Linked DNA regions of Homo sapiens: regions 2, 3 and 4 are each linked to region 1. A link is a contact called in ENCODE Hi-C or POLR2A ChIA-PET data. All regions are on one chromosome and are shown on one strand. The core of a region is the stretch at or near the end of the contact, and the rest is flanking DNA. Distances in the headings are between cores, read along the strand shown.

What was found. Hi-C counts contacts between places; a loop is a spot of excess contacts on that map. ChIA-PET counts read pairs that join two places held with the same protein, here RNA polymerase II (POLR2A). Pooled maps may share reads with other maps.
Region 2: a loop to region 1 is called in a map of B cell, with 19 times the contacts of the local background. The contact joins the promoter of COQ2 here to the promoter of G3BP2 in region 1. A Hi-C loop is called at or near these places in 1 of 168 maps with a recorded cell type or tissue (B cell) and 4 of 50 pooled maps. POLR2A ChIA-PET finds 5 or more read pairs at or near these places in 1 of 52 experiments (CD4-positive, alpha-beta T cell).
Region 3: a loop to region 1 is called in a pooled map, with 11 times the contacts of the local background. The contact joins the promoter of YTHDC1 here to the promoter of G3BP2 in region 1. A Hi-C loop is called at or near these places in 5 of 50 pooled maps.
Region 4: a loop to region 1 is called in a pooled map, with 6 times the contacts of the local background. The contact joins the promoter of CENPC here to the promoter of G3BP2 in region 1. A Hi-C loop is called at or near these places in 3 of 50 pooled maps.

Annotation. Positions count from the first base shown.
Region 1 is chr4:75,668,327-75,676,134 of GRCh38, forward strand. It overlaps G3BP2 (G3BP stress granule assembly factor 2), which reads right to left and starts at 5,085. Exons shown (of 12, transcript NM_203505.3): 1 at 4,882-5,085. RefSeq lists enhancers at 3,965-4,942, 4,375-4,614, 4,895-5,184, 5,921-6,898, 6,899-7,808.
Region 2 is chr4:83,279,829-83,287,475 of GRCh38, forward strand. It overlaps COQ2 (coenzyme Q2, polyprenyltransferase), which reads right to left and starts at 4,970. Exons shown (of 7, transcript NM_001358921.2): 1 at 4,684-4,970. The coding sequence starts at 4,936. RefSeq lists enhancers at 4,373-4,612, 4,808-5,102 and a silencer at 4,673-5,002.
Region 3 is chr4:68,346,165-68,354,085 of GRCh38, forward strand. YTHDC1 (YTH N6-methyladenosine RNA binding protein C1) reads right to left here and starts at 3,926. Exons shown (of 17, transcript NM_001031732.4): 1 at 3,562-3,926. The coding sequence starts at 3,589. RefSeq lists an enhancer at 3,295-3,874.
Region 4 is chr4:67,544,251-67,551,976 of GRCh38, forward strand. It overlaps CENPC (centromere protein C), which reads right to left and starts at 1,253. Exons shown (of 19, transcript NM_001812.4): 1 at 1,088-1,253. The coding sequence starts at 1,105. RefSeq lists enhancers at 1,008-1,247, 1,025-1,575, 6,139-6,228, 6,734-6,853 and a silencer at 1,398-1,537.

The DNA.
Region 1 (7,808 bases), core at 3,835-6,334:
GTAAGAAACATTTAGGTTTTTTGTTTACCATTTAAAGTTCAGTGAATCACTACTATAATGGGGCTGCCTCCAAAACAATCAATCTTAGGCTACATTAATTTAGATGTAATATCTAAAATGAGTTGATTGCTAATTGAATATAGTGAATGGAAATTATAAGAAGGTAGATTTGGGTGAAACATAACACAAGAATAACGCGAGTTGTCCAAATATCAAATAGAGCTACTTAACAAGTAGCCAGTCACTACAGGTATTCCAGAGACTAACTGAATGGTTTGGCACAAACATAGTAGAGTCCATACATCCAAAAAAGTAAGATTAGGCCATTCCAACACTAAGATCCTAAAAGTCTGTTAACAAGAAGCAGGACTTTTGACTTCTCCTCCAATACTCATCTCACACCTTCCTATCTGCAATGATTGAAACCCTATGCATTTATCTGGGCCCAGCAGAAATCCTGTCCCCTTGAAAATCTTTCTACTCCTACTGAATTCCTCAACAGAATATAACTCTTCTCTATTAACTCTTAAAGCACTTTTGGCCTTTATCATAGCAGTTTATTGATCATGCTCTGCCCTAAATTACTAACTGTACACCTGTCTTCATCTTCTATTCCCCTCTCAAATATTATAACTCAGCTCTCCTTTGAATGCAATTCTCTGGAAACATCACAATTCTTCTCAATAATCGAATGACTTCTCAATCCTCCACCCATCTGCATTATCAATGTTGACTACCTCCTCCTAACTCTTCTAGAGTTCTATAAGGCAAATTTTCCTTCTCATCCAAACGCAGAATTTCTCAAGGTTCTGTCTTCTAACCTGGCAATTTCAGCTTCTGGTCTCATGTCTACCTAAACGTGTATCTAGTCTATACCATAAGTTCAAATTTTACATTTGTCACCACATACTGAACACCTAGACATGACCCACATATGTCCCAATACACGCATGCACCAAAGAAAGCTATTTCCTTATTTCTGTTAAAAGTGTCATAATCTTCTCAACTTGAAAGCTCAGTCGTGACTTTCTCCCCTTTAGCTTTGCCACTTAAACTGTGAAATCCTTACAATTCAGAAGGTGGAATTTGTGCCCTCCTTTTCACTCCCACTGTTCAGACCTTTTATTCTTCAAAAGTCTTTCAAGCCCCTGTATCACGTGTAGTATATACTGTACTGAGTAAAATCCAAACACCTGCATTCAGTTTGGCATCTAAGGCCCTACACAGAAATCCAGTCTGACATTCAATGTCATAACCAACCTTTCAAATTTATCTCCTACTATACTTTCTCATCCCTGTATCAAATTCTATACAAATATTTTAATCACCTAATATTATTCTCTGCAATTTCACTCTCTGCGCCTTTGTCTTACTTCATTCATTCCCATCCACAAGCTGAGTCAATGGGTTATACAAAATAAATTCATTTCAACATTTATTTTATGGCTACTATGTATGTACCAGAAACTACAAAAGGAAAAAGAGGCCGGGTGCAGTGGCTCACGCCTGTAATTCTAGCACTTCGGGAGGCCGAGATGGGTGGATCACCTGAGGTCAGGAGTTCGAGACCAGCCTGACCAACATGGCAAAACCCATCTCTACTAAAAACACAAAAAAGTTAGCCGTGTGCAGTGGCGGGCGCCTGTAATCCCAGCTACTCAGGAGGCTGAAGCAGGAGAATCGCTTGAACCCGGGGGCGGAGGTTGCAGTGAGCTGAGTTGTAAGTACTTGGTATTAGTTATTATAAAAAGAATAAGACCTCTAGTAATAGGAGGCAGTTCTCTTTACCAGATACTGTTACCAAAGGTTATGTGGGTGCTAAGACACAGCTTATCTCCACTATAGGATACTTACCCCTTTCCCCTCTGGAGTCCCTCACTCATAGCTGGGCTCAAACTAGTCAGGTTTATTTATTTTAATTGAACCATGGACTATATCCATTTCCAACAGCTAAATGCATATTAATACTGGAACTTTCTGAAATTCCAGATGGTTTTTGTTTGAAGTAACTTAAACAATCTAAGGAACACTATACCTTTTTAAAGAAATGACCTTCAATCTTTTGTGGTACACCATTGAATGAAAGCTTCACAAAGAAGATCTAAGAATCATAGTGGTACAAATAAATAATAAAAGTAAGTTATGGATTAAATCTCTTATTCAGGCTCCAAAAGGTGTTTTTGTTTTCTGTCCTTCTCAGAAGTTGAGGGAGGCTAGTTTTAAAATTCAGAAGCTATTAAAAGTGACCAAGCAGTAAGAAATGGAAATGCTTGCTGTCCACAAAAATAAAGCATGTATTTATACTATGTTTTAAAGTTTAACAAGTAACCTACTATTTTCTTTTGTCTTTAAAATAGATAGGGCATTATCTTCATTTACAGAAAAGGATGTTTAGAGAGCCTAAGGAAAGGTGTTTGGGGTTCCTCAGTTACAGTAAAAAGAAAGAGGATTTGAAATCAGGTCTCCTGACTCCTGACTCAACTGATGTTTTCATTACACTTTGGTTAGGAACAACCGCTTTGGAAGAGCAGCCAGCTCTTCCAACAATACAAAAAATTAATTTTAAACAAGCAATTGTTAGCTTATGTGAAACTGTTGAGAAGAGTGAAAAGCAAAGGAATACAGCAGGACAGCAACAGAAAATCCAAGAATAATTTTCAATATACCTATGGTTTCAAGATAGGGTAAAATACTTGGAAATTAGCAGATAAAAGTAAGCAGAAACACGACAGTCAAGAAACTAATTCTATTGCTTCTGAAGGTAGGCCAGGACCTTCCTGAAGGTGGGTGGACCAATTTATTCTATCGGATATAAAACAAGTGTCTACCAGTGGAGAGTAACTAGGTCATGTTTGTCCATTAAATTCTACTGAATTTAAGTTCAGACGCAACACTTTAGTTTGTGCCTTTCAAAATCAACATTGAAAAGGAGTCATTCACTGTCTCCATATTCACTCAAAATATGTGGAAAGTCTTTTTAAAGCAATCTAGGGGGAAAATGTTCAATCCTAATTATGCGTAATAAACAGCGATAATTTTGCAGGATAAGGAGGGAAGTTTTCAGAATCTAAAGACACAGTGCCAACACTTTCTTCAAACCAGGAGTTGCCTGCTGACAAATCAACTGCTCAGCTGCTAACTGAACAGTTAAGTTAGTTACTCTACGAAATGGTCAAATAATGTGTTTTCTTCTTTACCTTCTAATTTTTATCCCCATCCATCCCACAAGCATTCTGGTTCACTCTTGATGTTTTTTCACTATTACTAATATTTCGACCCTGAATATCAATCTGAACTATGACAGCTCTTAGTAAGAAATTCATTCTAGGTCCTTATTATTCCTACAATTCCTTGACTGCTTTTCAGAATTAGTTTGTAAAGATTAAATCATAACATAAAGGCCCATAAGAGTAATCTTAAACATTTAAGAAAAATGTTACTGCCAAAGAAAGGATAATTCAATCCTGAGGTTCAAACTCATCGTACCGTTTATCTCCTAAGACCAGGAATCTTGGATTATCAAAAAGACCACTGGATGCTAACAGGGCCAAAAGTTTACTTAGAAACTTGGTTCACATGCCTAAGGCTATATTAACTGCCAAATATGGAGCTAGAGAAAAATTGCCATCATCTCCCACTCTAGTACACCGGGGCTCTCTTAACGACAGTTAATGTTTCCTAGATCCAGGTACCTGCAACACTAACGTTTGAAAGACCAGAACAAGGTACAGAGCCTTGAACCTAAAACCACAGTATCTTAATCCAAGTTAATATCCCACAACAATCATACAGGGAGAACAGGACTTTACTATTCCAGCTAAAAGTGCAAGTGCCTTTTTTTTGTTGTTGTTATGAAGGAAAAGGCACTCTCCTCCCACCCCCCAAATCCGTTAGAACATTAAGTATGTCTTGGGGAAAAAAGCTGATCTATGCAGGAAATTATAGACGAAAATCTATATTCGCCCCAAAGCGGCAAAGGGCCATCTTAAGAAATCTGCTTTTAGAGACGCAGGAAAAATTCTATCAGATTCCACTAACAAAATCAACACAATCTAGGGAAGCTTCTGTTCCTTTCTGTCCCCCCATCCCAACAAAAGCGGGAACCCATCCCCCAAAAGCCATTCCCGAGTCAATAAGGGATCGTCTGCATAAGAGGGGGACGAAGAAGGCGCACGTTACAGTTCCAGTATCCGAACACGTTCGGATTAAACCCGCGGTGGCAGGGAGAGGGGGGTTGGTCAAACACGACGGAACACTAGGTACTGGGTAAGCGAAGCGGCGGCTGCCTTCAAACCCGGATTCTGTTTCCGTGCACAGAAATGGTGCCCGGAGGCCGCCACTTTCGCATCTGCGTCGCTTCTGCCTCCGTCGACACAACCTCTTTTCCCCTCCCCCCACGGGCGGGGTGGCGACGGCCTCTCCGCTCCGAAGGAACAAGGTACAAGAGCCGAAAACGATTCGGAAACAGGAACGGTGGGCTACCCACCCTAAAACATCCCCTCCAGAAAGCCTGCTCCCACACTTCCTGTATTAAGCTTCCATCAGCGCGCCTTCGGGAGCTGCTGCGTGCCTCCCCCCCCACTTCGCCACCTCATCCCCAATAAACCTCAACCCCACCTGTGCACTCGGAGCCCTCTGCCCGCAAGACGCTCGCGGGTCACCTCCCTTCCCAGGCGGCCTCCCACCCCTCACCTAGAGGAAAGACTGGTCTTCTCTCACGCACACACGGCACCGTAGGGAGCCGGCAAGAACAATGTCTCTGCCGCTACACCTCCGGCTCCCGGGCTCACACACCGGACGATTGCCTCGCGCCGCGGAGCGCGAATGGAATGTCCCTTTCCGACCACCACACCGACCTCCCCTCCCGGCGCCCGTACACACCTCCAGCCAACGGCGGCGGCGGGTACGTCGCGCGGAGGTCAGAAGAGTCGCTGAGGACCGGGTGCGGCGGGTTCTTATTGCTCGCCGCCCCCTTCCTCCGACAACTCGGAAGCCTCGGAAGCCGGAGAGCCGCGAGTTCGTCTGCCTCACAACCACCTCTTCCCGGGCGCCAGGCGCTGCGACGTGCGACAAGGACCACGGACGTCCCGCCCCCTTTGCCACCGCCCCCTCTTATTGTTTTACCCCTGCCGAAAGGGCCAGGGAACCCCCGAGCACAGCGTCAGCCAATCACGCATCTCCTCCAGAGCCGGACCCAACCTTCCCGTGTCCCTCTGCGGAGCACGCGCAGTACGCTGCCGCGCTCGCACACGCTCGCGCCCGGAAAGCCGGGGAACCGGAACCGGCCTAAAGCCAAGATAAGAGTCCGCTGATTTGACGTCACAAGCAGGCTGCCTTTCTCCGGTCCCGAGGCTCCAGCCTTGCCGCCCTTCTTCCTGATCGCGCAAGCGAGAGCTGGTTCGCAGCAACGCAGTGTCTTTTGTAGACTGATATTCTGGTCCTTTTTATTAATGGGAAGGAGGGAATTTAGTAATCTCTCTGAATAGGTGTCTGCAGGTTGCTGCTGTAGACGAGCTTAAAATGCAGCCGGTGATTTCAGCTGTTTGCACACTAAACTCACCTACATTGTTTACTTAACCCATCCTAGGTTTTAAGCCCCATTAAGAGGCCCTGCAGTAAAGGAAGAACATGACGTGGGCTTTACAGAGGGGGAAAAGACTATTTCTTTGTGTCCTTGTTACGAATTTAGGCATGGCTAAATATCAGTAGATACTAAAGCATTTTACATACTAAAGCTAAAAGAAGGCCTGAAATACAAGGATTACAGTCCTGTTCTAGCTCTAAGCCCAGACTTGCCCCCAGGGTGAGACACTGGTGACCTTGTTTCATGGACAAAGCCAAGCCAAATCTTGTAGTCAAGGAAGCCACTTTGCATCTTAGGTCTGGCAGTGTTTTCAGAGAATACCGAGATAGCACAGGAATTTTGGAATGAAGGACTGAGGAAGTGTTCAAAGAAACGGAAAGGAAAAAATACATTAATGAATGCTTACGAACTAAACATGGTGGACGCAAGCATGTACATCTCATCAGTTTTCTTCGCAATCCTGTAAGGGCAATTTTAAGGTATTTGGCATGTTAAGACAATACGTCAAATACCTTAAATATTGGCAGAGGCAATGCCAACATTAGGGCCTCCAAAGTCTACAATATCTTTACCTTTAGACTGCTTAAAGATACTGTTATATGCAAAATATTTGGGCAGACCATCACTTTAATGAAATCAACCTGATGTTTTTCCTTAAAGCATCAAAATACATTACATGCCGGCTGTCCTTTAATATACTGGGCTTATATACCAGGCATTCTTGTAATTATACAGCCTTCTGAGCCTCACAGTAACCCTATGAGCTAGTTGCTATATGTATGTACATATATATATATATATATATATATTTTTTTTTTTTTTTTTTTTTTAAGATGGAGTCTCTCTGTGTCGCCCAGGCTGGAGTGCAATGGCACGGTCTTGGCTCACTGCAACCTCCGCCTCCCGGGTTCAAGCGGTTCTCCTGCCTCAGGCTCCCTAGTAGCTGGGACTACAGGCGCATGCCACCACACCCAACTAATTTTTATATTTTTAGTAGAGACGAGGTTTCACTATGTTGGCCAGGCTGGTCTCGAACACACCTGACCTCGTGATCCGCCCGCCTTGGCCTCCTAAAGTGTTGGGATTACAGGCGTGAGCCACCGCACCCGGCCAGTAGTTGCTATTTTTATGCCCATTTTATAGATGAGAAAACAGGCTTGGAGAGGTCAAGTAACTTACCCAGGACTACACTGCTACTATTCACTGGAGCTGGGATTCAAACACAGGCAATCTGCCTCCACAGTCCATACCCTCAGGCAAACTATAGAATACTCCCATTGTACTAATTGCCGCAATTCACTTATCTGCCCTACTGCTGACTAACCTTCAAGTGTTTCCGGTTTGGAGCTCTTCCGTGCAATGCTATTATAAATATTCTTCACCATGTATCCTGCAGAGGTGCAGAACTTTCTCTAGAGCAGTGGTTCTCAGACCTTAATGTGCACCGAAATCACCTGTAGGGCTTGTTAAAACAGATAGTTGGGCCCCACTCCCTAAGTTTCTGATTCAACAGAGGCCCGAGAATTTGCACTTCTAACAAGTTCTCAGCTGATGGTGCTACTGCTGCTCTAGGAGCCACACTTTAAAAACCACTGATATAGGCCGGGCGCGGCAGCTCACGACTGTAATCCCAGCACTTTGGAAGGCCGAGGGGGGCGGATCACCTGAGGTCAGGAGTTTGAGACCAGCCTGACCAACATGGAGAAACCTCGTCTCTACTAAAAATACAAAATTAGCCGGGCGTGGTGGCGCATGCCTGTAATCCCAGCTACTCGGGAGGCTGAGGCAGGAGAATCGCTTGAACCTGGGAGGCGGAGGTTGCGGTGAGCTGAGATCGCGCTATTGCACTCCAGCCTGGGTGACAACAGTGAAAACTCCGTCTCAAAAAAAACAAACACCACTGATCTAGGGCAGAGGTGGGCAAACGGTTTGATAAGGGAAGGATTAGATAGTAAATATTTTTGGTTTTGAGCGCCACGTATGGTTTCTGTTGCATATTCCTCTCTCTCTCGCATCCTTTAAAAATTTAAGAAACATTTTTAGTTTAGCTCTAGAGCTACACAGAAACAGCCCTCAGGTAACCCTGCTCTTGAGTAGACACCAATAAGTGGAGTTAATGGGAAAAAAGATTCAGCGATCTTCAATGTTAAGTAAATATCTCTAACCTATTCTAACTGGCGATTTTTACCTCATAAACATATCTCTACACAAATAGCCCCTGCCC
Region 2 (7,647 bases), core at 3,720-6,219, 7.6 Mb after region 1:
TTGTTAGTACAATACACTTAGACGGTCTAGTCTTTTTTTTTTTTTTTTTTGAGACAGCATCTCACTCTGTCACCCAAGCTGGCGTACAATGGCATAATCGTAGCTCACTGTGGCTTCAAACTCCTGAGCTCAAGTGATCCTCCTGCCTCCGCCTCCCCAGTAGCTGGAACTACAGGTGCAAGCCACCATGCCCAGGGAATTATGTTGCCCAGGCTAGTTGCAAACTCTTGGCCTCAAGTAATCGTCCCACCTTGGCCTCCCAAAGTGCTGGGATTTTAAGTGTTAGTTTTTTTGTTATTTTGAACTGAGTACTTTGCAGCTACATGTACAAATGGGGTTAGTTCTTAGTACTTAACCAATAAACTAGAGGAAATTAAGATAAAAGCAAATAGATTATATAAAAGACTTCAAATATGAACTTTAATATTCTACTTCTAAAAGAAAGTCTTTCAACTGATGTTTGGATATGCTGCCTATTAGATAAATTCTGAGCTTTCTTTCCCTATAGAGGGATACAAGAGAAAAGGGATTTGGGGCTAAAGAAAGTTCAGATCCTGAAGAAAAATGGTCAAATGACTAAAGTCCCTGTAATCATGTTTAAGCTTCACTAAGTTTAAGCTTTATTCATTTAGACATATTTATGAAGCATATACTCTGTGCCAGAACTATGCTAAGAACTGGGAATACAATGGTGGCTAAGAGAAAGGGGGCTTCTGCCTTCATGCAGCTCATAAATCAAAAGAAAGAAATACAGTTAAATAAGCAATAACAATAAAAGATCAATCCAACAACAGGACAAGCACAGGGTCCTGCAAAGGCATAAAACAAAACTATCTAAGTTAGTTAGCTAGTTTTAGGAGGAGGGAGAGAGGAATCAGAGGGTCTTTTCCAAAGGGGATCTAAATTTACACAACAGAGAAGTCAAGGAGAAGCCTCAAGCTAAAACCTTGAGAAATGGTCAGTCCAGACCTGAATTCAGGTTGTCCTGGACAGACTCATACTTGGTGCACTCCACAGTAACAATGGCTAATATTTACGGAGTGCTCACAAAGCATCAGGCAGTGTTCTAAATGCTTTATATGTCTAAACTTATTTAATCTTCAATGACATCTTTATATTAAACTTATTTATTTATATATTTACATTAGAGACAGGGTCTCGCTCTCTTGCCGAGGCTGGAGTGCAGTAACAAGGTCATAGTTCACTACAGCTTCTGACTTCCAGGCTCAAGCAATACTTCCACCTCAGCCTCCCAAGTAACATCTTTACATAGTAGGTACTGTTAATAACCCTATCTTACAGATGAGGAAACAGATAAACAGAGTGGTTTAAGTAAAACACAGTAGGTTTAACTACTTTCTTTACCCTGGAGCTATGAGTATAGTTCACAAGGGACAGAGGAGTAGCTGATCCTATCCTCCTAGGCTAGAGAAGAGAGAATACCACTTCACAGCTATTATTTCCTGGTACAATTAGAACAGAAGGTTCCACTAAAAAGAAAAAAATTCTAGACAGAAAGACGTGTAACCACTTATAGTGTTTTCTGTCAGGAACAAAACTTCCTTGGCCAAAAATCTGTATTAAAAGTACCGTATTCACTTACTGATAGGAATCTGTAGAGCTCCCCTACAGATGACAAGGGTTCCTACAGTGAAGGGGAAAGTAAGAAGACTTCTCAGTTCTATGTCTGCCACTTGTAAGTTGAGTGACACTAGACAGTAAAGTATCTTAAGGCTTAAGTCTTTGTTTCATCTGTAAATGAGGGAAGAGAACAGCTACCTCACAGAGTCGTTAAGAGATGACAATATTAATGATGTTATGACAACCGTAATAACAGATACATGGCACTTACTGTACCAGGTGGTTTCACAGAACACTTTTGACTCTCACAACAAGCCTATTCGATAGGCACTATTTTTATTACAACCATTTTACAAATACAGAAACTGACGCAGAGAGGGAGTAATTGTGCCCAAGACCACACAGGTAAAAAAAGGCTAAGGTGGTATTCCAACCCAGACAGTCTGGCTGCAGTCTGTGTCCTAAGTCCAATGCTGTCACTCTGTACTCCCTAAATCTCTCCATACACTTCAGTTTCACCTGTTCTTTTGTCCCTACTGATTCCTAGCAATGTTTTTTTTTTTTTGTCTTCCATATGACACTTTCATTCCCCATACTTTTCTGTGAAGAAAGACGCAGAGGTAGCAAAGACAAGAGACAAGTAGATTGCAAAAAGAAATGTTTTTGTAGAAAAGGGAAAAACTCTATGGGAGATGAAATAAAATGAGCAAGTTCTGAGGGGTGATGGACAGATCAAAAACAGATGATCTTCAAGACAACATAATCACCCATAAACGTGGTAAAACAAAAAATTACACTTCCAATTTGGTGGAAAGAGTGCCACCTGCTGACACTTTCTGGAATAAGGTAGTTTAGCCCATTTGAAAGAAGCTGTATTGCCTTCTCAAAAACAACGAAAACCTACTATTGATCAATGAAGGTAACAAGATATAACTTCAACAAAGTAAAACAACGAACACATAATTATCCCACAAAATAAGAATTTAAATAAAGAATTATCAAACCTGGAATTCTACTCCTGTCAATTATTGTTTCTGGCATATGGTAGGGGTTCAAAATACATTTGTTGAGCGAATTCTAACATAGTACTATTTAGTTTTCTGAAAAATCCTGTAATGATCACCTTATTTAGAACCAAACCATGCAGGCTGGTATCTTCCAAACATACACAATCTGTAAGTACAATTTTCTCCATTCCCCACTTCTAAGATAATAATGGCTATTTCTTCAGCACATATTATGACAGGCACTGTTCTAAGCACTTAACATATATTAATGAATTTTCGTGACCTCATAACGTCCATATTATCATTAATAGTATCTTCATTTTACAGATGAAAAACGGATGCCCAGAGAGGTGAAGTAATTTATCCAAGGTCCCTCAGATGAGCAGGGTGGAGGTTCACATCCAAGAGGTTTGGCTCCAAAGTTTTGCTCATAACCCCTTTGTTGCCTTCTGTTACATGGCGGAAGGTCCAGCCACTAAGATAGAAGCCAGAGGTTTAACTGGGGAAATGGGAATAATGGCAGATGTTCATCTATAAGGCTACACTGCCACTCCATGCCACAGACTCCAAGAACAGAATTACAGCCAGGCTTCAGATTGGAACTGGGCTTGGAAATGCATGCCTCTCAACGTGAATGTGGCCCCAAAACTCATGGGGGTCATACACAGCTTCCCAATGATGGCAGGGCTGTACCTATCATTCAGTAGGCTTTTATGCTTTGATAGCTGATTGTTATAACTTAGTGCTCTAATCCCAAATAGGTCGTGCATAAATCTAGAATACCAAAAGCAAGGCCTAATTCGGGTCTTGTACGGGCAAAAGTGGAGTAAATGTACCTAGGCCTTTGACTACATCTCCATACACTGCAATGGCAAATGTCATCATCTAGATTGGCTGGAGTTCATCCTTCACTTCTTCCTCCACGCTATCCAGCTTCTTCAGATATGTTCTTGTCTAGTCTCGTTTCCCATTTTCCACACCCACTTGGTGTTCCAGGTCAGGCTCGTATTCTTAGTGTTCTAACACTCCACCCTTGGGTCTTTGCAAAAGTACTTCCCGCACTAAGATCTCTTCCCTCCTCTGCAAAATCAACTTGTCCTTTGGAGTATAATTTCTTCTCGAAACTTTCCAGCAAGGGATCCACAGTAATTTCTCTTTTTCCTGTAGCACTTGCTTTTGTATCACTCATATTTGATCCATATTTTCCTAGCTCACCAAATAGTCTTTTTCAACTAGACCAGAGTTCCTTGAAAGCAAAGGGTTTCCATAGCTTTTTCTATCTCTATGGCCGGACAACGTAGTAGGAACTTATTAATTCACTTAACACTACTGGAGAAGCCAATCAATCAACAAGCGCATAAGGTTAGTTAGTGGTGAGTGCTATTAAGAAAAATTGCGGATAAAGCGATAGAAAGTGAGGTTGGTAGGTGTTAATTAAGATAGGAAGGTCAGGAAAATCTTTCTGTCGGGGGCGATTGTAAGCTGACAGGCAGTCCGTAAGCGCTGTCCCTGCTGCGTTCAAATGAATTAAATCTTTGCCTTATGGGTGATGCAGGTAAAAGAGCTCCGACTCAGCATCAAAACACAGAGTTCTTCTGGTCTGGCTCTGACGAGGAGCCTTAGTTTCCTCAGCGTCTTAACTGTCTTAAGGATTGTCTTTGTGGGCCTTACAAGATTGCGGGGAGGATCAAACATTCTAATAAATGAAGGAGGGCCACGAGAACGGAACCTTCCGCTTGAGTCACCATTTAAACAAGTGTTTGTGGAATGAGAATTATCTTGCCCGCTTCAGGTGCTCAGGATGCAGACAGACGTGAAACTGGCGGGTCCTTTAGGAGACTGTCCCGACTGCGTGTCCTGAGGTGACTCGCCCCAGGGCGCACGGCAGCCGGCAGCCAAGCTCAAGCTTTCAGGCTCTCATTTCAAAGTGTCCCGAGGTGATTCGCCCCAGGGCGCACGGCACCCGGCAGCCAAGCCCAAGCTTTCAGGTTCTCATTTCCATCACGCCCCGGCCGGCCGCCGCGGACAGCTCCGCGGAGCCGACTCGGAGGCTGCTACTTGCAAATTCCCGGGCTGCCCGCCCGCCCGCACTCACCAATGGGCTTGTCCAACCGCATGAGGCGCAAGTACGGCTGCAGGGGGCGGGGCGCAGAGTCCACCACCGCCGCCGCGGACAAACTGAGCTGGCGCCCGCGCGGCTCGGGACAGGCGGGGGGCTGCAAGTCACCACCGTGGGGCGCGCCTGCCGCACGCGCCAGGGCGAAGGAGCGGCCCCGCCAGCCCGGCAGCCACGCCAGTGCCACAGCCCGCAGGCCCCGCGCGAACCCCGCGGCTCGCGAGCCCAGCATGGCGCTGGTGAGGCCGGGACGAGCTCGGATTGACGTCATTCCCCGGCAGGCATGCGCAGTGGCACCCGCAGGATGCAATCCTAGTCTGCCAGGCTGGGCGGCGGTGTGGGCAGAACCTTTCCTCATCCTTACTTGTGAAATTGGGGTCATCGTGGTCGCTTACTCTAGGGAGGAATACTTAATGAAAAAGGGATTTCTATTGGCAAAAGGCAAAAAAATTACAATAAATTTAGTTGTAATTTTTTACAACTCGATCTTGATTGACTTTGTGGTTCCATTATCGGGCAACACTCAGAACGGGGTCTCTGAGGAAACAAACAAAAAATAGAATCGGGCAACACCTTATTCTGTAAAATAGAATAAGTGTTCCAAAGAGTCGAGCGGAGGAAGTTGGCTTTATAGACAGAAAAAGGGCTGAAGAAAGCAGAAGCAGAGAACAAAAAGCGGATTGGTCACTTCAAATTACTTTCATTGCGAGGCGGGGACAGGGAAACAACAACAGAGAAATAACGGATTGGTTAACATTAGGTTACACCAGGTTAAGGACTAAAACAGGAAACTTAATTGTCATGACGATTGCATTTTGAAATGGCCTGGTTGGAAAATTGGCTGTTGTCTCTCTTTCCTGACTTCTCAGAATGTCAGATACAACTTAGTTTTAGTTTGGTGACTTGGAACTTTAGCATGGGTGACTCTTGATTCTTAGTCTGATCTGTTGGGACCTAGTGCAGGAACTTAGTTCAAAACAATGGCCCCCTATAATTTAACCCTATTATCAGCTTTCTCCATAAAATGAAAAGGATAGTGTTTATTCATATGGAACAGTTGTACCAGGAAAAAAAAAAAAAAGCTTTGAAAAACCTACTGAATCCAAAAGAAGAATTTGCGTACACGTTTAGCCATAAAAAAAAAAAAGGGCACCAAGTGGCCACATACAAGACTGTAAATTAAAATCGCATTCAGGGTTAAGGGATGTTCATTACACAAGTGAAAATTTTAAATTTGACAGCCCTTCAAAGGAGTTTTTGTAATCAGTAGACAACCAGCATGTGTGATGCTAAGAACCTGAAGCTGAAAAGTCTGGTCAGCAGAGTCTTGCTCTGTCATCCAGGCTGGAGACCAGTGGAGGGATCATGGCTCACTGCAGCCTCCACCTCTTGGGCTCAATCGATCCTCCCATCTCAGCATTCTAAATATCTGGGACCACAGACACGAGCCACCGTGGCTGGCTAATTTTTAATTTTTCATAGAGAGGAGGTCTCACTATATTGCCCAGGTTGGTCTTGAACAGCTGGGCTAAAGAGATCCTCCTGCCTCAGATGGTCAGTACTCTTATTCATAAGCAACTCTGTATATCGCTGTGTGCCAGGCACTTTACATGTATCAACTCATTTAACCTCTCACTGAGTAACCCTAGGCAAGTCACTCATCTGGATTTTAATATTCTAGGAAGTTGACTTAGTCTTTAGGCTCCTTTCTGTAAAACATGTACAATGATTCTGTGACTTCTTGCATGGCTCAAGTACAGCAAGTTGGATGCCTGGCCACTTTGGTGCAATGAGGCAGGGGGTACCTAGCCTTTCTCCTGCCTGCAAAGAATAAAGGCCAGCAGGCAATTTAGTAACACTCCTAGTTGTTAGATTGGAGATGATTTAGATCTGACTCAAACCTGAAAAGGGTGTAATATCAGTCATGTATTGCATCCATGACTTTCCAATATAGGTCCAAACTCTTTGTTTAAAAAAATATATTAAGAATTTCAAGATGGCAACAGCAGGACATTAAACCAAGTACAAGGTCCTTCTTAGCGTAGGCCCTGGGTGACTGCACATGTACCCATGATGCTGACCCTGCCCAGAGGTGATTCAATCCTAAGATATTTGGTCCAATTAAAGTGCACAGGAAACTGAGATGGGTACCCACATGTCACTCTGCTAATTTGTAGGACAAGAGAACAGTCACATAGAGTAGAGCCCTAACTTTCAGGAGTCTCCTCTAGACTAATGCCAAGGCACAGTATGCCCTTGGGAAAGCCATTTAACTGCTGCAAACTCTTCAGAAAAGGAAGGGACTAGGCTTTCTCTAAAAGGGCCTGTAAGGCTCCGATTCCTCATTTTGTTTTTTGTTTTTTTTGAAGTGACTTTCTTTTTTTTTAAAATTTTATTATTATTATACTTTAAGTTTTAGGGTACATGTACACAACGCCAATTCCTCATTTTGGATTGGGCAGGAACTCATTTTGTTTTAAACCTATTACCCACAGGAACTGAAATGGTTAATTTTACATGTCAATTTGGCTAGGCCATAGTGCCAAAACATTTGGTCAAAAATTATTCTGGCCAGGCACTGTGGCTCACACCTGTGATCCCAACACTTGAGAGACCCAGGTGAGAGAATTGCTTGAGCCCAGGAACTCAGGACCAGTCTAGGCAACATAGTGAGACCTCATCTCTACTAAAAATTCAAAAATTAGCTGAGAATAATGGCATATGCCTGTGGTCTCAGCTACTTGGGAGGCTGAAGTGGGAGGATTGCTTGAGCCCCCGAGGTTGAGGCTTTGTGAGCCATGGTCATGCCACTGCACTCCAGCCTGGGTGACAGAGTGAGACCCTGTCTCAAAAAAACAAATAATAAACCTCTCATCTTTTTTATGGTGGCCAGAAGAATGAATTACAATGACTGACAAGGCTTTGGAAACAAGACAACCCCTC
Region 3 (7,921 bases), core at 2,676-5,175, 7.3 Mb before region 1:
CAGCACTTTGGGAGGCTAAGGCAGGCAGACTGCTTAAGCCCGGGAGTTCAAGACAATCCTGGGCAACATAGGAAGACCTCGTCTCTACTAAAAATAAAAAATTAGCTGGGCATGGTGGCACACACCTGTAGTCCCAGCTACTAGGGAGCCCTTGGGAGGTTGGGGATGCAGTGAGCCGTGACTGCTCCACTGCACTCCAGCCTAGGCGACAGAAGCCGTCTGAAAACAACTGTGTGTATATATACAGTAGTCCCTCACTTATCCAAGGTTTTGCTTTTGAGGGTTTGTTACCCCCAGTCAACTGAGTCAATCACTGTCCAAAGATATAAAAATGGAGAATTCCAGAAATAATTCATAAGTTTTAAATTGTGCGCTAAGTAGTGTGATGAAATTACGCACTGTCCCACTCTGTCCTGCCTGGAAAATGAATCATCCCTTTGGTCAACAAATATTTGCATTGCATATGTTACCTGCCATTAGTCATTTAGTAACTGTCTCGGGTAGTAGATCAACTGTCCACATATGGCAGTGTCAGTGTTCAAAGTAACTCTTATTTTACTTAATAATAGCCCCAAAGCACAAGAGTAGTGATGATGGCATACTGTAATGACTGTTCTACTTTATTATTGTTGTGGTTGATCTCTTACAGTCCCTGACTTATAAATTAAACTTCATCATAGGTATATACATATAGAAAAAAACATAGTATAGATAGGATATAGTAATATCCATTGTTTCAGGTATCCACTGTGGATCTTAGAACGTATTTACCAGGAAAATAAGGCTGGTAGAGGTTGGGGGTCAGGGGAGAACTGTTGTATAACTTAAACTGAGAAACTCTTAGCTTTCGTTATCATACTGCACATGTCATTTAACCAGTCAGTCAATGAAGTCCAACCTGGTAAATACTCAAGGTACTGAAACACAATTACTGTATACAAAGAACCCAGTGAACAAGACAGATGTACTCCGGGCACTCAGGGAGCTTCTAGTCTGGTAATCTAGAAAACACGTTATTTTTAACACAGTAACTCATTACACATTACTCATACACATTTTGGATAGATTAAACTTTTGTAACTGTTCTTTGTAGAGAACTTTGTAAAAGATTAATACAATTTATACAAGGTGTTTGCAATAATAGAAAAGATGCATATTTCCTCCTTATATAGAAAAATGGCATTTAATATTAGTTAACACCAACATTGCAACACCTTTCAAATCCAGTTTCTTGGGCAAATTATCACCACAGGAATCACAGGGAGCTAGCAATCTGTCCACTTATATGGGCTGCAGCTTCTAGGTATGAGTATTATTGAAGCATTGTTATAGATTATAGAAATTCATGTCTTTATTACCCAGATAAGTGCAAAACCCCATCAAGAACTCTATGAACAAGGGTCTTTACTGTTCTGTGATTAATATAATTGCCAATTTCTGCAACTTATAGACTCATTTGCTATCAAGATCTTAAACCATTTATGGAATCATTTGAGAAAGAACTTAACGTTTGTGACATGACTGAGATTTTTAGAGGGTTTATCCTTATAATTTCCTGTTTCATGTAAGACAATAAAGCGCTTAAGAGTCCCACTTTTCCTTAAGAGAGGAAGACCTAAGTATTGATTCTAACTATAAAGCTAAGTGTGTGATGATGATCATCAAGTAAATGATACAACCTGTAGGTTACCTAGAACTCTCCCAAAACGAAATAAACAATTCCAGTAGGTAAGTGCTAGTTCTCCGTGTAGTCCAGAAACAATCTTTGTTCTAAACTATAAAGATAAAGCACTTACATCAAGTTTTTAAATAAAGTTATGAAAATTAAATAAAAAAAACTAAGCAAATGTGAGGCAAAGAACCTTTTCAAAAGTGGGGAAATGTATCCTATGTATAGACAACAGGTGATATCACTACTTCCCAGTAATAGCTACACAGTTTATGTATTTGGACTGCATTATCATCACTAAATCATTTCTAAAGCAAAACTTTTAAAATCATCTACTTTTCTTCTTCAATGTGCATTACTGCGTCTACTCTATTAACGACTTGTAAATATTTTCATCTTAGACAACGAATTCTTGAGAAGTACTGAATTTTACTCATTTTTGTGTTTGGTTCATTTCGCCCACCACAACCACTACAGACTCCCATATCCACAGTTCATAAATTAGAAAGACAATCAGATGTTTGCTGAATACTTACTAATTAAGATCATGTATTTTAATAACTGAGTTAACTAATTAAAAGCATTTTCCTTTACTCACTAACACCATACAATCCTATGTTCCCATTACTTCTGGATTTCTCAAAAAAAAAAAAAAAAAAGGCCCAGGGAGATTTTTTAGCATTTAGTTTAAGGATGGAACATTAAACTGCTATAACCTAATCAAAGAACTACTTTAGGATAAGGGCAGTATCTTAAAAGTATTCCCACCCATTCCACTTTCCCAGCTTGTCCCTAACCTAGGGCAGTTCATTGAAGCATGAAGACTCTCCTGATGCAGAAACCAGAAAAATTAAGAAAAAAGGATTACACGCCTAATGTAACTTGACTCTAGAGCCCACTTAACAACCCCCGACAAAAAAACCCCAAATCAATTAGGCACACAGAAGAGATGTGTGAGACACAGAGCAGCGACCGTGTCATATTTTTAACTATAATCTTTCCAAGACTATTATGTTAATCTTAGGGTTGAAAAAGATCTTAAAGCAGCATTTAATCTAGACCACTCTCCAGAGAGACACTGATCTAGGACCTACATTAATATCTCTAGGGCTTGGGAACTTAGTATTACTATCTTTCCATTACAGCAACGTCAGTTCTCTCTACATTTCACTGAAATTTATCCCTCCAACTCTCTGTAACTTGCATTCATTTGTTTCTGACTGTACCCTCTGGGAGCTACACACGGTTTTTCTAACATAATAGCACCCAGGATTTCTTTGCCAGCCTAAGTCACACAGTCATCTTTCCAAACTAAGTATTCCTTTTTCCAAGTACTATGTTTTTCCAAAATAAGTATTCGAGGAACAAAACGGGTAATTCACTTTGCCTATTTAACAGGAACAGCCAGAAGTTATTTGCAGATATTTCTCAAGATTAATAACCTGCCAGTGCCACTTCCTAAACTTGCTCACTTACCACACCACCAGTGTTGATCGCGGCATTAGGGGTTTTCAAATTTTAGCCTAACAGAAATGGTTGTCCTGAAAATACGCGTTACATCCGCATGATCCTACCAGGAAATAAACCTAGGAGCTTGCAACTCAGAAAGGGCCCCTCTCAGCCCAAGACAGCTAAACGGAAAGTCAAGCGTGAAATCCGCATCAAAGAAAAACCCTACTGAGATGAAGTGCTAGGCCATATGGAGACTGAGGACGAAAGGGCAGGCCTGGTCTCCGCCAGAGTCTAAGTGTCTCGGTGGGGGCCACCGGCTCCTCGCGAGGCCAGCTAACCTCCCCAACCCCCACCCCCCACCCCCAACGACGACCACTGCTCCATCACCCCACTCCCGGGCCCCAGCCTCGCCTCGGCCCGTCATCTTTCTCCGCACTAACCTTTCTCCTCCCGACTGTCAGCCGCCATGGCTCCCCTTCGGTTTCCGCCGCTGCCACCGCCGCCGCCGCTTAGACGCGACTCGCGCGGGCGCCGCAGCCGCGGCAGAAGCACGGGCCCGTCCGTCAGTCCGTCTGCCCGGATACGCGCGTCGCACTTGGCCTCTTAACACTCAGCCTTCTCGACTCTTCCCGCTTTTTCCCTTTCTCCCTTCCTTTCACTCCAGCATCCAGCGGCCTAGGCCCAGCCTTCTCGTTAGGGCTCAGACTCGGGCTAGGTATGGGGGAGGGAAGGGAAACAGATGGCGACGGCGGGCGGCGCTAAAATGGAGCCTGCTTCCTGCGCGAAACAATCCCGCTCCCGAAATGCCCTGCGCTGTTTACGCTTCGTTCCTCTCTGGGAACGTCACAGTGCGGAGAGGGGCGGGGAGGCGGGGACGTGCAAAGGAACGTGACGTGACGTCAGCGCGTCGCCCTGCCGCCCTCAGCCCACTGGTACCTGGAAGGAGTCTTATTCAGGGATTAGGTTACCCAGGTTGTTCATGGAGTTCCCGCTGTACGGCCTATAACTGGATGGCGCAATTTTCCCACCTGAAACTCTTAGTGCAGGGCCTAACAGGCCTTCTTAGCTAGAGTCGCTCTAAAGGACTCCTGATTCAGTTCGGGTAATCGGAGTCTTATTTAGGACAAGTCTGGGTGAATCCCTTATGTTTACCAGATGTACTTTCTTAGTTGGAGTTCCACTCTTACCCAAAGGCAGTGCAGCATGCAACCAGCTTGTTTGTAGTCACAAAAGCCTGCTAGTTTTTGTTTGTTTTGAGACGGAGTCTCGCTCTGTCGCTAGGTTGGAGTGCAGCAGCGCGATCTCGGCTCACCGCAACCTCCGCCTCCCAGGTTCAAGCGATTCTCCTGGCTCTGCCTCCTGAGTAGCTGGGACTACAGGCGCCCGCCACCACGCCCAGTTAATTTTTTTATTTTTAGTAGAGACGGGATTTCACCATGTTGGCCAGGATGAAGTGCTGGGATTACAGGCGTGAGCTACCACGCCCGGCCTAGTTTTGTTTTTAATTGGGGAAAGAATTGTATCATAATAGGTCTTTGTAATTAATAACTAATTTAAACATGTTATCAAGGCCCTGGGGCACAAAATTGATTTAAGCAGACCATCGAGGAATCGAAACTACAGAATAAATGACCAGTAGATACATAACTACATAGTGTGGTAAAATCTGCAAGAGAAACTTGCTTAAGATTCATTGTCCAACGGAAACAATCTAATTTTGCTTCCTTGAACTATAACTGAGTTATAAGGGAAAGAAAAATCTGAAAAAGGTAACTAAGTAACTTCGTGATATGAAGACAAACTGGCAAACTAACTGCATATTCAGGGAAAGACAAGTAGTCTAGAAGTCTAGAATGTGGTACCTCTTTTTTTTTGAGACGTGGTCTCACTGTGACACAGGCTGGAGTGCAGTGGTGTGATCATGGCTCACTGCAACCTTGGGCTCAAGTGATCCTCCCACCTTAACCTCCCAGGTAGCTGGAACTACAGGCATGCTCCACCACATCCGACACATTTTTTGCATTTTTTGTGGAGATATACCATCTCCGCAAGATGGCTAACACCTAGCCATCTTGCCCAGGCTAGTGTCTAAATCCTGGGCTCCAGCAATCCTCCCACCTCGGCCTCCCAAAGTGCGGGATTACAGGTGTGAAGCCACCAGGAGTGGCCCCATTTCTAGGACCTTAATTGAACACTAATTTGAATATACGAACACGCACACGCCACAAACACACACACACACACACATTAAATAATATCTGATGATCCTGAGGAATTGCTATTTGTATTTTTAGTTTTAATAAGTTTTGCTTTTTAAAGAATTTCTTATAATTTCATGATTCATATGAAAATATTTGCAGGCCAGATGCAGTGGCTCATACCTGTAATCCCAGCACTTCGGGAGGCCCAGGCGGGCGGATCACCTGTGGTCAGGAGTTTGAGACCAGCCTGACCAATATGGTGAAACCCCGTCTCTGCTAAAAATACAAAAATTAGCCAGGCATGATGGCATGCGCCTGTAGTCCCAGCTACTCGGGAGGCTAAGGCAGAATTGCTTGAACCCGGGAGGCGGAGGTTGCAGTGAGCTGAGATTGTGCCACTTTCACCCCAACCAGGACAACAGAGCTAGACTCTGTCTCAAAATAATAATAAGAATAGTAATAAATATTTGCAAATGAAATTATATGGTATCTGGGATTTATCAAACTGGTGGCAGGTGTAGCGAAATGGGTAGGAGAATAGATTAAACAAGTCTACCCATGAGTTAACAATTGTTGAAGCTGGGCGATACATATGTGAAAGGAAAATCTCCCCAACATCACTAAGCCAAAGGAAGAAGTCAAGCTGGTGATTGATGTCTCATGTATCCCTAAAATGTATAAAATGAAGCTGTGCACGACCACCTTGGGCACATGTCATCAGGACAGCTTGAGGCTGTCATGGGCTCTTTCTTAACCTTGGCAAAATAAACTTTCTAAATTGATTGAGACCTGCCTCAGATACCTTTTGATTTCCACATACATTAGTTAATATTATACTCTCTTCTCTACTTTTTTGCATATTTGAGTTTCCTTTAATAATTTTTTGTAAAGAAGAGCATAAGAAAACAGCCAAGTAATTTAGAAGATATCAAAATGCCATTTTCCCTGATTCTACATTTGTCCTATTAGAACTAAGGAGTAATTTTTAATGTAAATAGAATTCCATATTTGCATCTTTGTTATTAAAATAAGTTTATGGGGCCAGCTGCAGTGGCACATGCCTGTAATTCCAGCCCTTTGGGAGGCCAAGGCAGGTGGATCACTTGGGCTCAGGAGTTTTAAGACCAGCTTGGGCAACCTGGCGAAACCACATCTCTGCAGAAAATAAAATAAAAAATAGCTGGTCATGGTGGTGCACACCTGTAGTCCCAACTTCTCTGGGGGCCAAAGTGGGAGGATTGCTTGAGCCGGCGAGGTCAAGGCTGCAGTGAGACATGATTACGCCTCTGCACTCCAGCCTGGGCAACAGAGCTGGACCCTGTCTCAAAAAATAAAATGAAGTAAGTTTATGTTAAACTAAGAGCACAGCTGTAAAAAAATGCGGTTTTTAATTCAGTCATGTTAGTAAATAGGAAAAGTTGTTGAGGTTATAAAGGATGAACTCTAGGTATGTTGAACATTGGTCTGAAGCTATTGTGTAGTGATTAAGAGAGTAAGCTTTGCAGTCATAATGACGTGGGTACAAATTCCAGCTCTGTCTCTCAATAGCATGAGACCTTAGAGAAATTAACTTCTAATCTTTAGTATCTTAATAAATGGGAATTTAGAAATAATTTCCAAAGGATTGCTATAATGTTTCAAATGATTTTTTTAAAGGCAGTTAAGTGATCAATAAGCTGGAGCTATTGTTATTTTTATTGTTTCTGTAGTTCAGGAAAGATGGATTGTTCTAACAATTATTGTTGGTGAACTTAACCAGAAAATGTAGTATTGAGTGACTCAGATTTTTGGCCTAGCTATGGGTGGAAATAACTTTCTGGGTAAAGATGCTGAACTAAAAACTTGCAGCCAAAAATCCTCTTCAGACCTCAGGGATCATCACAATATAATTGTAAAAATATAACAATGAACATGGAAGTACAGATATCTCTTTTGAGAGCCTGATTTCAATTGTTTTGGATATATACACAGAAATAGAATTGCTGGATCATATGGTAGTTCTATATTTGAGGAACTTCCATACTCTTTTTTTTTTTTATATAGTCGCTGCACCGTTTTACATTCCTGCTATGGTGTATAAGTATTCCAATTTCTCCGTATCCTTGCCAAAACCTGGTATCTTTTGAAACAACTTATACGTCTGTTGAAAGATGAATGGGTTAAAAAACATATGGTTTATACATTCAATTGAATACTATTCAGTCTTAAAAAAGAAGAAAATCGGCCAGTCACAGTGGCTTATGCCTGTAATCTCGGCACTTTGGGAGGCCAAGGCAAGCCGATCACTAGACGCCAGGAGTTGGAGATCAGCTTGGCATACATGGCGAAACCCCATCACTACTAAAAATACAAAAGTTAGCCTGGCATGGTAGCTCGCACCTGTAATCCCAGCTACTCAGGAGGCTGACAGGACAATCGGTTGAGCCTGGGAGGCAGAGGTTGTAGTGACCCGAGATCGCACCACTGCACTCCAGCCTAGGCCGCAGAGGAGAGACTGTGTCTCAAATAAAAATAAAAATAAAAATAAAAAAAGGAAATCTTGCTGTATGTAACAACATGAATGACCCTGGAGGATGTTCTGCTAAGTGAAATAAATCAG
Region 4 (7,726 bases), core at 3-2,502, 8.1 Mb before region 1:
TTATTTTCAAAGTAACTTCATCCAGTATGGGCATGCTATACACCAAACATCTCCTAAGGGCTCAAAACAATTTTGAGGTTATGTTATGACATAACATAGGTTATGACAGGCATTTAAAAACTGAACTGCAGGCATCTGGTAAGCTTTATTCCGCTTCTCTCCCCACAGTGAGAATGGCTTTATTGCTTTCTTCTGATTATATATAATGTAAACAATATATGTGCTCATAGTAAAAAGTATAGATTATATTATTCTTTCATACAACTCTTTATGTTTATATGTATAACGTCACATAATGGGAGATCATCGAAGCTGAAGATTTTCTTAGAAGGGGAGATAAATTAGAAAAGAAATGATACGGATTTTTATATAGTAACCATAACCAAAGTATGAAATATAGAATAGTGAACACCAAAGAAGTCCAGAAATATGTAAACAAAATGAGTTGTCGCCCCCATTAGTCATTCACAGCTTGTACCTTTTAACTGATAGCTGTCTTTCAGAAGAGTTTGTCAATAACATATGCTCCATAAATCAGCCTCAAGAACTGCATAAAAGGCCACCATTTTGACAGAAGAACTGAAAACGTCAAATTATTTCGAGACGTACTTGTTACATAATCTGTTTCTCCCAACTACCAAGTGTGACGCAAAGACACACTTTTAAGGCGTTTCAATACTTCTACCATGGGGAGAAAAGTTATTTGGAGGCCTAGGAACTGGAGCTAGACTAAAAAGCAGAAGCCAAGATCGCGCCACTGCACTCCAGCCTGGGGGACAGAGCAAGACCCCGTCTCAAAAACAAAAACAAAAAAAAACCCAGCAGAAATCACAAGCACCTCTCAAGAGTAAGACGTAGGCACAGACGAAATGACGACATGAAAACTTAAGAAATAATAAAAGTACAGTAAATTAACTCTGGTTATCGACACACGATCACACTTGATTTCAAAAATTCCTGCGGCTTTCCCACTGAAATCCCTCAGAGATCACAGCCTCAGCCTAGCATTTCCTTCTCCCCAGCCTCGGGCGCCCGTGCCCCAGCCAGCCGCTCAACCACTCGCCTGGAGCGGGGGGCCTGCACTTACCAGACCGGACGCAGCCATGTTCCGGCCCCGCTGAGCCAGCGCAACTGTCTGAGGTGGAAGCCCACACGGACCACAGCTCCAGGAAGCCGAGCAAGAAACGAATCGCCGGAATACCAGGCCGCGGCCAAGCAATAACCTTAAGTCTCAGGCGACTGCCGCGAGAGCTGCGATCCGGAAGGCGCGCGCTAACAACACTCCCCCGCCATTGGCTCCGCCCTCAACAAACAAGAACGCTTGGCCTGTGCCTGGGTTTGAACCCGGAGACACATGCGCAAAACGGGCCGCGCCGTCCAATAGGAAGCAAGCCGTTAGTGGGCTCGCCCCTTCATGCTCCAGGCCAACGGCCCTCCAGCCTGCAGACCCACCCGCCCGCCCTACCTCTAGCCGCTCTGCTCTTCCCACCTCCCTTCCTCAGCGCCGCGCCCGGGACAGGCGCGAGACTGGGCTTTTATTAGGAAGGCACGATCCTGGGAACCGCTCCTTGTGCCCAATGTAAAACTTCTCAACAGTTCTATTAAGGAATAATAAGTAATACTTGGAAGGATGAGAGGTAGAAATTGCAGACGACTTTTTTTTTAATAGAATCTTTTTTTGAAGAGATTTTTCTAATGCAGATTCGTCAGCCACGCCCAGCCCATCTAACCATCATCTCTGAAAATAATTGAATAATTATGTATAATAATGGTGATGATGGCTTGTATTCTTTTTCAAGTATGTGGGCGATATTTTTATGATGCATTGCCAACAAATGACCCACGTAAATATCTATCATTTAAGTATGATGCACTGAAAAGAATTCTATACAGAATCCTGAAACCTGCCAGCCATTGACTAGCTATGTTATGGAGGGCAAAATTGCGGCACCATTCTGGGTGTTTCCATAGTGATAGAATGGAAGTCTAAATTAGACGCTCTGAAGACTTCTCACCTGACCAGTGTATGATTCTATGAAGCTGTATCTTATTTTATTATTTAATTTAAAATTACAAGAAAATTCTAATCAGAAAATAGTTTACTAATTGAATAAATACATTAATCAGGAGTTGAGCTAATAGATTTTTAAAACATGTAGTGCTTTAACAAATGCTGTCAACTATGAAGGCCAATTTTTTTATTTTATTTATTTTTTTGATAGAAAAAAAGGAACTATGATCTCTGACTGAAATTAGGCCTGGATTGCACTCCATTCCATTAATTCTGCCATTATGGGCAACTAAGTTATCTGTTCCTTAATTCTCTTGTCTGCAAAATGAGAATACTATTAAAGTGGTTGAGATGTTGTAATTGAATAATTCCTGTTAAGATCTAAGCACAATGTTTGGAACATAGTAAGAATTCAATAATAAAGCTATTGGAATCATTATGGAGAGTTTTTTACTATGTTTGGCAGTTTTGCCAATCAGTCCAACTTATAATTTGGTGCTGTCACATTTGGAATAGATAATGATAAACACTAACATTTATTGACTGCATACTCTATGCCCAGTTCTGAAATGCTTTGCATGCATTGAAGAGAACAATTAATATTCCTGTTTTATAAACAAGGGCACTGAAACACAGAGAGCTAAGTGTCTTACCCAAGATCACATCACCACTAAATGGTAGGATGGGTTATTATCCCAAGAATTCTCACTCCACAACTGAGCTCTTAATCACTACACTCTTTGCCTCTGGGTAAGAAATTTTAGCAAGCACGATTATAGATGTAAAGTCCCACATGTAAAATTATATCCTCCTGCTTCCACTGGAAACTAAGTCCCACACTTATTTTGAGAAATTTGGAATGCAATGGCTTGTGCTGCTGCAGAAAGCAGGCCACAGAGGGCGTTGAGGATTAACTGTTCTAAAGAAAATAGAGCAGTACTCTTATAAAAACAGTTGTGGAGACTCCACAGTTTCCAGAGAAACGTTTTACTTCCATATGTACTTGTTGTAGTACTTAATAGCCCACCATGGTTTTAGTATCCTAAAATAGGATTGCTAATTAATGGGGGGAGTAATATTTATTTAAAAACCCAAGTTTGTCGTTATAAATCTCCCCCCAAAATACATCAAAGATTACTTCTTATGAACTGCTAGGACAATCTTGAAGTTTTCTTTCACAACTACTTACCTAGTTAAGGGGTGTGTGTGCATGTGTGTATTTACATATCAGTATATGGAAGTATTAACATATACATAATTAGATGTGTATATGGGAACATAAAGTATCCAGAAATTTGGCTTGAAAGAGAAGTAAAAAAAACTTTTCGTTACTTATGGTTTTAGGTACATAATTTAAAATTTGTAAATCTTGAAACTATTTCAAAGAATATTTTGTTTTAGATCTTTGATTTCCATCAAATAACTATGGTATGGGTATTTACTACCAAAGTGTCTTCCATTAAGTGTTAGCACAAAAATATTCACAACTGAACTAACACTTAAAAATTAGTCTGTATTCATTCCCACCCCACAGCTTAACATGTGCATCTGTCCTGGTGAGTGGATAAACAAATGTACCTCAATGCAGTGCAATACTCTTCAGCAATAAAAGCAAACTACTGATATACAATATGGATGAATCTTGAAAGCACTGTACTAAGTGAAAGAAGCTGGACATCAATGACTGTATGAAAAGAAATCAAATCGCTGGTTACCAGGGGTTGAGGAGGGTGGGGGAAAAAAGACTGTAAAGGAATAAGAGGGAACTTTTTGCGGTGCTGAAAATATTCTATGTCTTGATTACGATGGTAGTTACATGGCTATATCTATTTGTCAAAATTCCTAGTTAGAACTGTGCCCCTGAAAAAGGCGACCTTTTTTTTTTTGAGAAAGGTCTTGCTTGGTTGCCCAGGCTGGAGTGCAGTGGCACAATCAAGGCCCACTGCAGCCTCTACCTGCTGGGCTAAAATGATTCTCCTGCCTCAGCCTCGTGAATATCTGGGACCACAGGCATGCACCACCACACCCTGCTAATTTTTTTTTTTTTAATTTTTTGTAGAGATGGGATCTTCCTATGTTGCCCAAGCTGGTCCTGAACTCTTGGGCTCAAGTGATCCTCTGGCTTCTGCCTCCCGAATTGCTGGGTTACAGGCATGAGCCACCACACCTGGCCAAAATAGTGACTTTTACAGTAAATTATACCTCAGTAAATCTGTGAGAGCGATGATAAAAGAGAGAAAGAGAAAATGAGAGAGACTCAAAGGCACTGTATGAAAACCAAATGCAATGTGTAAACTTTGATTAGAGTCTAGTTCAAAACAAAGTAACTGTAAAGAGCATTAAGCAATAAGTGAAAATGAAAAAATTAATTTTCAGATGATATTAGAGAATTGTAAAGTTTTCTTAGGTATTATAATGTGATTATGTCTATGTAATTTGTCCTTACTCTTAGGATATGCATATCAAAGTATTTAGAGGTAAAATGTCTTGTGATATTTGTAAGTACTTTGAAATTGTTAATCATAAAGAGATTGAGATAGTTAAATACATACGGCAAAATATTAACAATTATTGAATCTAGTTCATTGGTGTGTTTATTAACAATACTCTTTCAGTTTCTCTGTATGTTTGAAATATTTCATAGAAAAATGATGGGGAAACTTGAACTTAATAAAATTGCTTAAGTTCTAAAAACTTTTGCAAAAACATTTATTATTTATTCTGCAAAAGTCAAAAGTGAAAATATTAGCAAATGACTATCATATAATTTTGTCAGAAAAATTACACATGAAAAATGAATTTCTTCTAAAAAGTATAGCATAGTCACAATTATAACAATATTTGCTAAGATAAAATAGACTTAGTTTTATGATTTTGGTTTTTTTTTATAATGTAATTTTTTTTCTTTTACTCCTTACTGCCAAATGTTGGTCCCTCTGTTAAGGAGATTCATTTAAGTATCCTTTTCTGATAAAAAATTATCCTCCAATAGAAATGCTATCTATGCTATGTAGACCATAATGGAAAAGTTAATAAAATGTGCTTGCAATGTACAGGTAGGTGGCAGCAATGTTTACAAAATAGTTTTACCACGCTATGAGTTGTTAAGGTCTGCAATGTGTCATTAATTGTAAAGTGCTATATAAATTAACTGATCTTTACATTTCCTAAATTACCTTTGTGTCAACCATTGCTTATTAGTTATAGTTATATTCTATTATGTACACATTGTTTCTCTTAAGATCACAACAAATAACACTATTCTGTAGATCTCCATTCTGCATCCTATAAGATAGGATAGTTTACTTCTAGTCAACTTATTTTCTACTCACACAAAGGAAATTTTGTCATTGAAAACACATTAAGATTTTCAAAAGCTTAATAAAATGGTTCTGCATTGTAATTTTACTCTTGAGAGGACTTAAATTACCCTGAGTGAAAATTGGCAAGTAATGTAGGATACTGTTTTTAAATTTCAGGCAGTCATTGCTTTGCAAAGTAGTACAGGACCCTTAAAAAGACCCTGTAAGCTGAAACCATGCAAACCGATCTTTGCTTGGGAAAAATTCTGATTGTTTCATGACCTTTAAAAAAAAATTATCAGCTGGAGGCGGTGGCTAACGCCTGTAATCCTAGCACTTTGGGAGACTGAGGCTGGCGGATCACCTGAGGTCAGGAGTTCAAGATCAGCCTGGCCAACGTGGCAAAACCCCGTCTCTACTAAAAATACAAAAATTAGCTGGGCGCAGTGGCTCACGCCTGTAATCCCAGCACTTTGGGAGGCCGAGGCAGGCGGATCACGAGGTCAGGAGATCGAGACCGTCCTAGCTAACATGGTGAAACCCTGTCTCTACTAAAAAATACAAAACAATTAGCCGAGCATGGTGGCGGGTGCCTGTAGTCCCAGCTACTCGGGGGGCTGAGGCAGGAGAATGGCATGAACCCGGGAGGCGGAGCTTGCAGTGAGCCGAGATCGTGCAACTGCACTCCAGCCTGGGCAACAGAGCGAGACTCCGTCTCAAAAACAATAAAAATAAAGATACAAAAATTAGCCAGGAGTGGTGGTGTACGCCTGTAATCCCAGCTACTCGGGAGGCTGAGGCAGGAGAATTGCTTGAACCTGGGAGAGAGGCTGCAGTGAGCCGAGATCACGCCACTGTACTGCAGCCTGGGAGACAGAGCGAGACTCAGCCTCAAAAAAAAAAAAAAAAAAAAATTATCAAAATATTAACATGTCTCTTGCTGTCAGTTATAAATTTATGGGGAAATGAAAAAATAGTAAAACTAATACTTATATAGCACATTGTAACTCAAAGCATTAGAAACATTGAGCATTAAAGTGCTTTAGTTCTCAGTTTTGTTTTCTATTTTTTTATTTTTGGCTCCTGACAGGAAACATGCTTTAGTTCTTTGTAAAAAAAAAAAAAAAGAAAGCTATCAAGAATAGTTTGAACAGTGCCTGCCTCCTCAGCTGTAAGTTATGATACAGTGTGAGCATCTTTTGGTGAATTGTTATACTACTTGCTAAGCCTGGGTCATTTTAAATTAAGTATATGTGGCATAGGATATATAACATATTTGTAAATTCAAGTGTCTATGGAAACTCATAAACAATAAAATACCAAAATGGTAACTTGCAGACAGTACCTAAAAGTAAGAGTTGTTTTGTTTTGTTTTGTTTTGTTTTGTTTTGTTTTGTTTTTTTCCGGAGGCTCCATCATTCACCTAAAAGTAAGAGACAACAGGAAGATAAACTAGAAGCAAAGACACAGGGCAGAAGTGATGTGCTGTTGACCTAGAGAAAATCTGACTAATATTGAAAAGTGCGGCCAGGCACGGTGGCTCATGTCTATAATCCCAGCATTTTGAGAGGCCAAGGCAGCAGGATCACTTGAGGCCAGGAGTTCACAACCAGCCTGGGCAACATAGTGAGACCCAGTCTCAACAAAAAATCAAAAATTTAAAAATTTAGCCAGGTGTGATTGCATGTGACTAGTTTCAGCTTCTCAGGAGGCTGAGGTGGGAGGATTGCTTGCCCCATGGCCCTCTGCCTAGGCAATAGAGCAAGACTCCTTCTCTTAAACTAAAAATAAAAATTTTAAAAGTGTTCATGTTGACAGAATGGAACTAGATTATGGGGCAACTTCAATGTCAGGATAACTTTTCACTTATCCTATGGACAATGGGGAACTGTGGTATAATCAGGGTTCAATTACATAAAAGAAAATTTGTAGCCAGGCGCGGTGGCTCACGCCTGTAATCCCAGCACTTTGGGAGGCTGAGGCGGGCGGATCACCTGAGGTCCGGAGTTTGAGACCCGCCTGACCAACGTGGCGAAACGCCATCTCTACTAAAAATACAAAAACAATTAGCCGGGTGTGGTGGCACATGCCTGTAATCCCAGCTACTCGGGAGGCTGAGGCAGGAGAATTGCTTGAACCCAGGAGACGGAGGCTGCAGTAAGCCGAGATCACACCACTGCACTCCAGACGAGGCGACAGAGCGAGATTCCGTCTCAAAAAAAAAAAAAAGAACAATTTGTGATGGCTAGTTTTGGCAAAAAGGGATCTGCTACCTGCATTTAACAGCTCATAAAATTTTTGAGAGGATGAAGAAACAGTGTATTTTGGATTTTCAGGAATAATTCCCAAATGCACATTGAAGAACTAAGCCATTAAGAGGCAGCTGATGTTTCTACAGTTATAAAACAAATAG